Linked DNA regions of Homo sapiens: region 1 is linked to region 2. A link is a contact called in ENCODE Hi-C data. All regions are on one chromosome and are shown on one strand. Each heading gives the region's core, a stretch centred on a gene start or an enhancer-like site at or near the end of the contact. The rest is flanking DNA. Distances are from core to core; before and after follow the strand shown. Region 1 overlaps LINC01091 (long intergenic non-protein coding RNA 1091). Region 2 holds the start of LINC01091 (long intergenic non-protein coding RNA 1091).

The links. Hi-C counts contacts between places; a loop is a spot of excess contacts on that map.
Region 1: a map of astrocyte of the cerebellum shows a loop between it and region 2 (5-fold over the local background). The contact joins the enhancer-like site here to the promoter of LINC01091 in region 2. A Hi-C loop is called at or near these places in 1 of 168 maps with a recorded cell type or tissue (astrocyte of the cerebellum).

Annotation. Positions count from the first base shown.
Region 1 is chr4:123,748,018-123,752,005 of GRCh38, forward strand. All of the region lies in intron 3 of LINC01091 (long intergenic non-protein coding RNA 1091), which reads left to right. Among named protein-coding and RNA genes, the nearest start is that of LINC01091, 100 kb to the left of the region's middle. RefSeq lists enhancers at 1,013-1,598, 1,599-2,182, 2,183-2,766. Within about 2 kb of position 1,559, at least 6 of the 41 ENCODE cell types and tissues checked have a DNase peak (open chromatin) inside an H3K27ac peak, as active enhancers do.
Region 2 is chr4:123,648,702-123,652,932 of GRCh38, forward strand. It overlaps LINC01091 (long intergenic non-protein coding RNA 1091), which reads left to right and starts at 1,290. Exons shown (of 6, transcript NR_027105.3): 1 at 1,290-1,628; 2 at 4,086-4,201.

The DNA.
Region 1 (3,988 bases), core at 309-2,808, 100 kb after region 2:
TGATTTGATGGAAATCTCAAGGTCACTGTAACTTCAGTTGACTTCTCCCTTACACAAAGAAGAGGCTAAAAGCCGTTATTGATTGCTCTCAAGAAATCAGAGAAGAGGCCATGGCCACTCAAATATCCTAAAAAGGCTTTTGGATTTATGGAACTGTGGAAACTAACAGTCTTTAAATATCAACTGGTCCAACCTTTGTCTACTTCCTTCTCCTTCTCATCCTTTTTGCAATAAAGGAATCAAAGACTTAGATTCAATATCCAATGTATACCAGGCCGTTGAGTAATCACAGATGCAAGACTAGAATCTGACTGTGGATTCAGAGTCAGAAGCCCTGGGTTCTGCTCCCTGCTGCATTTTCTTATTTTCTGTACCTTCTTGAACCTCAGGTCCCTCTCTGTAAAAAGAGGTAAGTAAAATCACATCTCACAGGGTTTTTGGAGGACCCTATGAGTTAATGTGGGATTTGAAAACTGTAGGAATGTTAAAACATTTTATTGTTATTATTTATGAGGTTATTTGGGTGCCAACAATTATACGAAGAGGATTATTTTGGCTTTCCTGAAATAGCAGCAGTGCTATAGTTGAAGTGACTTCACTGTTCTGCATGTCTGTGTGTGCACATGTGCAGATCCAGGCCAGGGCTAGGCAGTGAAGTTTATAGATTGTCTTTTGGGATAACGAGCTTTTGGGCTCTTGGTAGGCCTTCTAAATAATACATTGTTTTTCTTCTTTCTTTTCTTTTCACAGGAATTAGAATAATAGCTAAAATTTCTCACTTGTTTCTTAAGGAAGTTAGGAATACATCTTAATAAATCAAGAAGTTCAAACACATCATCCATAGCAACTTGAAGTAGACTCCTATTCTGTTTAACCATGCCTTTTGAGAGTCAAAATCCAGGGATGCTCCCTACAGCCAGTCTTGAAGAACAGAAGGGGAACTACATGCCACCAGGCTATGGGAGCTGTTTCAGCAGCAGATCATTACCTAATCTCTTCCTGTCTCCCCGGTAGAGCTGAACAGAGCCTGTGAGAGAAAATTCCGGATGTTAAGGGAAGGAGAAAGAGGTATAGGTGTAGGGACTAAAAGTTGATGTGGTATCATTCCTATGAAAAAAATAATCAGATTCATTTTTATATTTCCTAAGCACGCTTATATTTGGTGAAAAAAAAAGAGCATGTTAGAGACATTATTTATGATGGTCATGCCTCAAATCTTGTCTTTACTTACAGTTTCCATTTCCAAAACTCTCTTAAAGCTTCTAGTCTTTTTAAGCCTGAGTATTTTAATAGAAGTAAAGTCTCTCCTGTCAGAGTGCTATTCCCTAGACATGTTTGCCTCCAGGGTCTGAAAAGAAAGGAGTCCATTTTACACCCTGAAGCAGAGTGTACCCCTCTGTTCTCTTCAGACAGTGTGGGGAAGGATGTACCCCTTTAATCTCAAGAGGCAAGAAAATATCGAAACAGATGACTTTGGCAGGTTTGCTGAAGGCTGGCGGCAGGTTGGCCGGGCCGCAATCAGTGGCCTCCAGAGTTCAGCGTGACAGGAAGCAGGGGCTGCTGCTCTGCCTGGTCATTAGTGAGGAGCAAGAGAGCCTGATGATTAGTCCTTGCAGCACTGGAGAATGTTCCCATATCTGGCCCAGGGGACAGAGAGGTCCCAAAACATCCCAGACATTTGGTCGTCAGCGCTTTCATTCTCTCATCACTCAGGAAGTTAGAGAGAAGATAAAAACAAATTAAAGAATTTTTTTTAAAGCACTCAAGTTTTTCTTAACATTTTCCATTTCCTTTTACAACACAAGTTTTAAACCTTGTGATGAAATGCTAAGTCACAGATGTAAAGGTGTCAAGAATTATAATTGCACGTTCCACACACAACCTTAGCTCCTCTGAGCATGCAAAAAAACCAGGAATTAAATAACTTGCTGATTCAACTTTGTCAATACAATGAATCATATTAACAAAATGTTAATGAATTAGTGAACTTCCGCAAAAGGTGAAGAACAGCCATGAGCATCAGCATTATCTTGAGATGTTAGGGAGAAAGGGTGGTGGGAGGGATTGGGAGGTAGCAGCAGCACCAGCACAGAAACAAGGGCCAGAAACAGGCCTCCTGCAGGGGCAGCCACTTCCTCCTCCTGCCTGCTTAGCCCTGCTCTGCAGACACACAATAATCACCCCAGCGGGTCTAGGGATCAAATGACGGCACTGCTGAAGGATTAAGAGCAACTCTATCCTCTTGGCTTGGACTTTGGAATTTTCATTAAAATGACCTTGGGTGTGGTGAGAAAGGAATTCAGACAACAGGGATCAAGTCTTAAACATGTCACCTGGGAAAACAACCGAAGGGCCCCTTCAGAGAGAGCTTTCTTTCTGGGACTCAGGCAGAGTTGTCACACTTGTTTTCCTAAGTGTTTCTCACATGGGATTAGCCTCCAGATATGTGAAAAGTGAGGAGTTGAAGGTCTGAGGTAGGCAGAATGAGGCAAAAAATAAATTACAATGTGCTAGTGCAGGCTGGACTTCTTAACGTTCTCAAAGCTCTGTAATGTTTGACTTGTTGAGAGATTGCCCTCTTCCTCTCCTCATCTCATTGCTCTCAATGGAAGGAGCTGGGGCTCCATCTGCAATTCATGGTGGGTTATTGTAAAAAGCACTGTAGAGACTGGGTTGGCCTTATGTAGGCAGCAGCCTGTAGTCCAGCAGACGTGGATAGATGGCTGCAGGCTTGAGACTTAGGTAATTTGAGGCCGGGCATGATGGCTCACACCAGTAATCCCAGCACTTTGGGAGGCTGAGGTGGGCGGATCACGAGGTCAAGAGATCGAGACCATGCTGGCCAACATGGTGAAACCCCGTCTCTACTAAAAATACAAAAATTAGCTGGGTGTGGTGGTGCATGCCTGTAGTCCCAAGTATTTGGGAAGCTGAGGCAGGAGAATCGCTTCAACCTGAGAGGTGGAGGTTGCAGTGAGCTGAGATTCTGCCACTAGACTCCAGCCTGGCGACAGAGTGAGACTCTGCCTCAAAAAAAAAAAAAAAAAAAAAAAAAAAGTAACTGGAGAAAGGGTACAGGCCTCAGAAATTTAATATCAGAAATGGGAGGACTTGGGAGAAAAAGTAATCTGCTGATGACTACCACAAAGTATGTAAAAAGAGAATAGGTTTCTCAGTGTGGCTCCTATGTCTGTGGGCTCCTGAAGTGGGCTTAGCTGAAGTAGGAAAAATCATAGAAAGGTCCTCTTATAGCATCACTAACGAAATCAACAGATGTAGGCTAGGAAATGGCAATGACTAGACGTCAGAAAAAGGTTAGACAGTGAAGGTTCTGCTGAGACAGAACTGCAAGGAAGTTTTTTGGTCTTTGTCCATGCCCAGCAAGGTGTGGATCCTGATGTCTATCACATCTAGGATTGGCCATGCTTGGTTCTTAAACCAGTGGGGTCCAGTCTGATCATGTAAAGGACCGTCTTCTCCCATCAGTGCTTAGAGTAGTGAGGAGATGGGACCTGGTTCTGGTACTTGTGATCAGAGTGCCGGCAATTAAATTTGGCCCTTGGGATTTGTAAATTATTACATAAAGCTGCAAGTTTCCAATCTAACCACTGTCATCATCATCGTCATCACCATCATCATCATCATTATAGCTACCTATCAAAGGATAAACTCCGTTAGACATGGTATATACTGTTTGTAATCTTTTCTGATTTGGGAGACCAAGGAAATGAGTATCCTTATAATGTCTGATGCTCTAAAATACTAGAGCTCAACAGTTTTTTGAGGTCAGATTTTTAGTGATATGACCAGAGAGCTAGAGAAAGCACTTTGCAGTGTGAGAGAGAAGAAAGCAAAATTATATACATAGGCAATGGGGTTGGCTAGAGAGTTACGAGGGTTTTGGTTGTTCTTAAGCCACAGACTCCATTTTATTCATAGGTTCTACAAAACATTTTTTTTATGATAAAATTTTCTTTTTGCTGAAACT
Region 2 (4,231 bases), core at 40-2,539:
TAGTTACCTGGGAGATTGAGATGGGAAGATCACTTGAGCCTGGGAGGTTGAGGCAGCAGTGAGCCATGATTGCACTGCCAATGGGAGACCCTATCTCAAAAAAACTGAAAAGGATTTAGACGTGTGTGAAGTTCATTCTACAATTCAGTGTGACACTTTTATAACCAAATGAGTACCAATACCCTTATGAACACACATATATAAAGGAAAGAAAATAAAGAGAGAAAGAAAAAGAAGAAAAAGAAATGTGGTTAGAACTCCTTGTTTCATTTTACTCTGACTTGATTATTTCCCAGGCCCAAATCTAGAACTGGAAGGTGGTAGCTTATTGTATCAGAGGTTAAGCTTGTGGCTTTTATTTCCTGCTCCATCTAGAACCAAGATGTCCAAAGAGTATGTTTGGAAGGACTTTTTTTTTTTTTTAAATGATTTCTAGCTCTGTCTCTAGTCAGAGAATATGGAGGAGTTTGGGCCAACTCCAGAAAACAACTTCAATGTAGAAAACCATGGAGCGCAAGGTCCTGCTTCCATATATTTATTTTCGTGGAGCAGGTGGCAAGTTCTCAAAATAATTTTGTCTGTGAGATACAGATATTTCTGGGACATTTTCATAACCAGCTTCCTGCAGTAATTAGCTTCAGAGCTGGAGTATGCTAGAAACTACTGGGCCCTGGGCAGTGGTTAAATTAGGTGTGAACGTAAGCTGGGCTGATCTCCATTGTGTAGTTAAAAACCAAAGGTGGGCACAGAGAGAGTATTTGTTCTGCCCTTTCTTCACCCACTGCATTTTCATTTCCCCTTTCTCTACTCCAGAGGCCTAATAAAGGACTCTAATGTACGATACTCAACACAGCTTTAAAACATCCACGCAGAGTACAAAATTGTAGTAGGAATTTGGGTTTTGTTTTTCTTTTGAGTTTAATATGACTTCCTAGGTTCAGCGTATTTTGTAATATATTTCTTAAACCGCAGGATCATGAGGGCAAATTCCCTTGGGGGAAAGTGGCTCTGTGAGTTGATTAGCACCGTTTGCCTGCTTCCTAACCCTCTTCTGCTCAGGTATTAGTTGTTCAGACAGCTGAGCTTCAGCTCAGCTCTCCAGGTCCTGCGCTCCATTTTAATGCAAGCCAGTGATGCAAAGTCCCCGGCTTGGCTTGTCAGAACTTGATAGCTCTGTAAACACTGAAATCCTTGTTGCCATAACACCAGGAAAAATAATATGGGCTCCTGCATATAAATATAACGAAGGCCTTGGGGAATGGGAGCATTTCTAAATGACTTGAAGCTCTGTCACGGCATAATCTCTTATAAATAAATGTCAGTGTAGTCACTGAATGCAGACTGGATTTTTGCCTGACTACGGTGCTCAGCCTTCTAGACAATAGTTATGCTAAGGGATTATCTTTTAACATTGTGCAGTTATCTCCTTTGTTTGTTTTCTTTTTTCATTATTCACATAAGCCAAGGGAAATGAAAAGCATCTTATTTCAGGCAAAAAGGCCTGTGAATGATTAACTCTGGTTCCATGCGTTGGGACTTTGCATAGCAACCCCGTGGCTTGCAACGACAAAAAAGCTCAAGGCAGGAACAGCAGCCCAGGGACCTGAGACCAGCGTTCTCAAATGAAGGTGGTGAGAAACAGATTAAGTATAAGCATTGTGTTTATGGGTAGAATTCTCTGTAGCTGGCCCATTTAATTTGGCATTCGTTTTACTGCACTTTTCTTGGTGAAGATGTGTTTTGCTGACCTTTACTCTTGCTTTTTGAATACATTTGAGAATTCAAGTGAAACTTGGCCATGATTATGGCATAATGTGGTTTATGTCACCATATTTTATGGGTTCTCCCTAATACTATCCCAAACTGGGCTAACTCTGGCTAATTTTATATTTAAAAATGGAAATAACAGATAGCTTCATAATAGCATGCAGGTTTAATTTTAGCTCAACTAAAACTTTGTTGGTAAATTTTGGCACTCTTGAAATTATATATAACAGAAAGCATTATATGAAATAAAGATAAACAAATGGTGTGATTATGTAATTCCAATTAAAAGCCTATAAGTATGTAAAGAACCCAGATTGTACAAATATGAAATCTGAAATCAATATCAATTCCATATCCTTATATAGACATTTGGTGCTTAAACATTTATACAACAAGGTCCATTTAAAGATTCGAGTTAAAAGAGTTAGAAGAAAATGAAATATAAGCTAAGGACAGAAGAAACATTTGAGAATTTAGAAAAAAGCAGTATAGTTATAATTGAGCCAAAATATTTAGGACACTTAAATTTAGACTGCAAGTCAATCCAGATGTTTATTTATTAATGTTAATAATGTTTCCAGTGTTGTTATACAATGCTAAATCCCAGGGGTTCTGCTTCTGAGTTTAAAGACAAATGCAATGATCTTTATTCTTTTCCAGCTCTGTTTTAATTTTAGGAGCTTTTCTATAGCCATGATTTTCCCATAAATGTGTTTGCAAAATCTCGAGCAGCTCCTGATGTCTTGCAGAAAGTCTGAGTGAAACACTGCTCTAGCAAAGCTTTCCATGTTCTGCATTGCTCTTCTTGCTTCCATGGCAATAAAGAGAGAAACTTGGCATAAGAATATAATCTGTTCCTGCCTGTTTCTCATCTGAAGTCATAAACCTCTGCCATCCCACCCAAGACTAGAATTTCAGCTGGCATGAAACAGCTGTCTGCTTACAGGTTTATTCCGGTAGTAACCAAAGACAAAACTATTTTAATTGAAGGCCCTAGGCTGTTCTCCAAACCCTCACAATCTCTGGGTCATCCCCAGGAAGAAACCATTGAGGAAAAGGTACAAGTTACATTCTTTCTTATAGTTTTTGACACACTGTATATTTATGAAGTTGAGAACATTTTACCCTTCTAATTTGACTACATTGGATGCCATGGAGAAAAGGAGGGTCACAAACTCAAAAGCCCTGAGGGTTCAGGCACACAAACTAAGTCAGCAGAGAGTAGGCTGCAGTGCATGGGTGGAGTGTCCTGTCCGAAGGGGCATCTGCTACTCTGCTTCACTTATTGCTACCATGTGGGAATGTGGAGGCCCAAGTTGCTAGATATTCTGATTTGTCAATAGAAGTTCTCAGTCCTGCTTTTTATGGGAATTCTGCATAGTTTTAAATGTGGGCAATTATTCTGAATAAAAATCAAAACATTATGAATGTTAACCCAAACATGGCTCTGGATTGGATGTCTGGGGCTGCTTGGGTTCAACCCCTAGACTTTGCTCTTGACTCACTACTGGTAGACTTTGCATTTATCATTTGCTTAGGTTCTATAACTGTCAAGTAGCATAATTTATTTACACATTTTCCTTCTTACTCTGGTTAGTACTGCATAAAGAACACAAGTTTTGGAGTTGGGGAGAGATGTAGATTTTACTAGTTCCAGATTTTACCAAATTGTGACTTGCAGCCTCTTAATCCCTTGAAAGCCTCTCTTATGCCATGCAGAAATGAAAACCTATTTTACAGGAAGTTTGGAGGATTAAATAAACTAATATGTAAAATAATTAGCCCAGCCCTACAGGTGCTCTTTGCTTAGTGTTACCATTCTGATCATTACTATTAAGAACAAACAATACCATAAAGTGATCCACTTTAGAAGACACAAGGACTCAATCAGAAAGAGTTTCTCTCAGTATAGGGAGAAGAGCCTCTTTGTAGATCTAACATGCAATATAATACAAAATTGTATCAAGAGCCATCTTCATGTTCTTAAAGAATTTTGGGATTTTGTTGCTAGAGAAGACCTTGAGGAAACAGAAACTCTGACAACTAGAAATGACAGAAACATCAATTTCATCAGAGACATTAATATTTGGAACCATGACAAATAATGCTTTCCTTGAAATTCACTGTGACATATTAAGAACGTAACTTGTTATGAAAATAAAACCAAAGACTATATCTGGAACTATGTTGTAAAGTAAAAGAATGTAGGCTAAATTTTTTTCCTATCCATTTCTGTGGGATTATTTACTTTGGAAATAAATGGATGAAAGTCACTTAGAACATTTCCTGTTTTTTTTTTTTTTTTTTTTTGTACCCAGCCAGATCTGCTGTTAGAGGAGAATTCTTCTGTCCTAGCTGTGTCTCTGTGATCTGTGGATGAGGGTGGGAAAGCACCACTCAGTCAATTGGGGTGTACAAAATGGAGTTTGAGAAGGTAAGTGATGTTTTCTCCATGCTTTCTGTT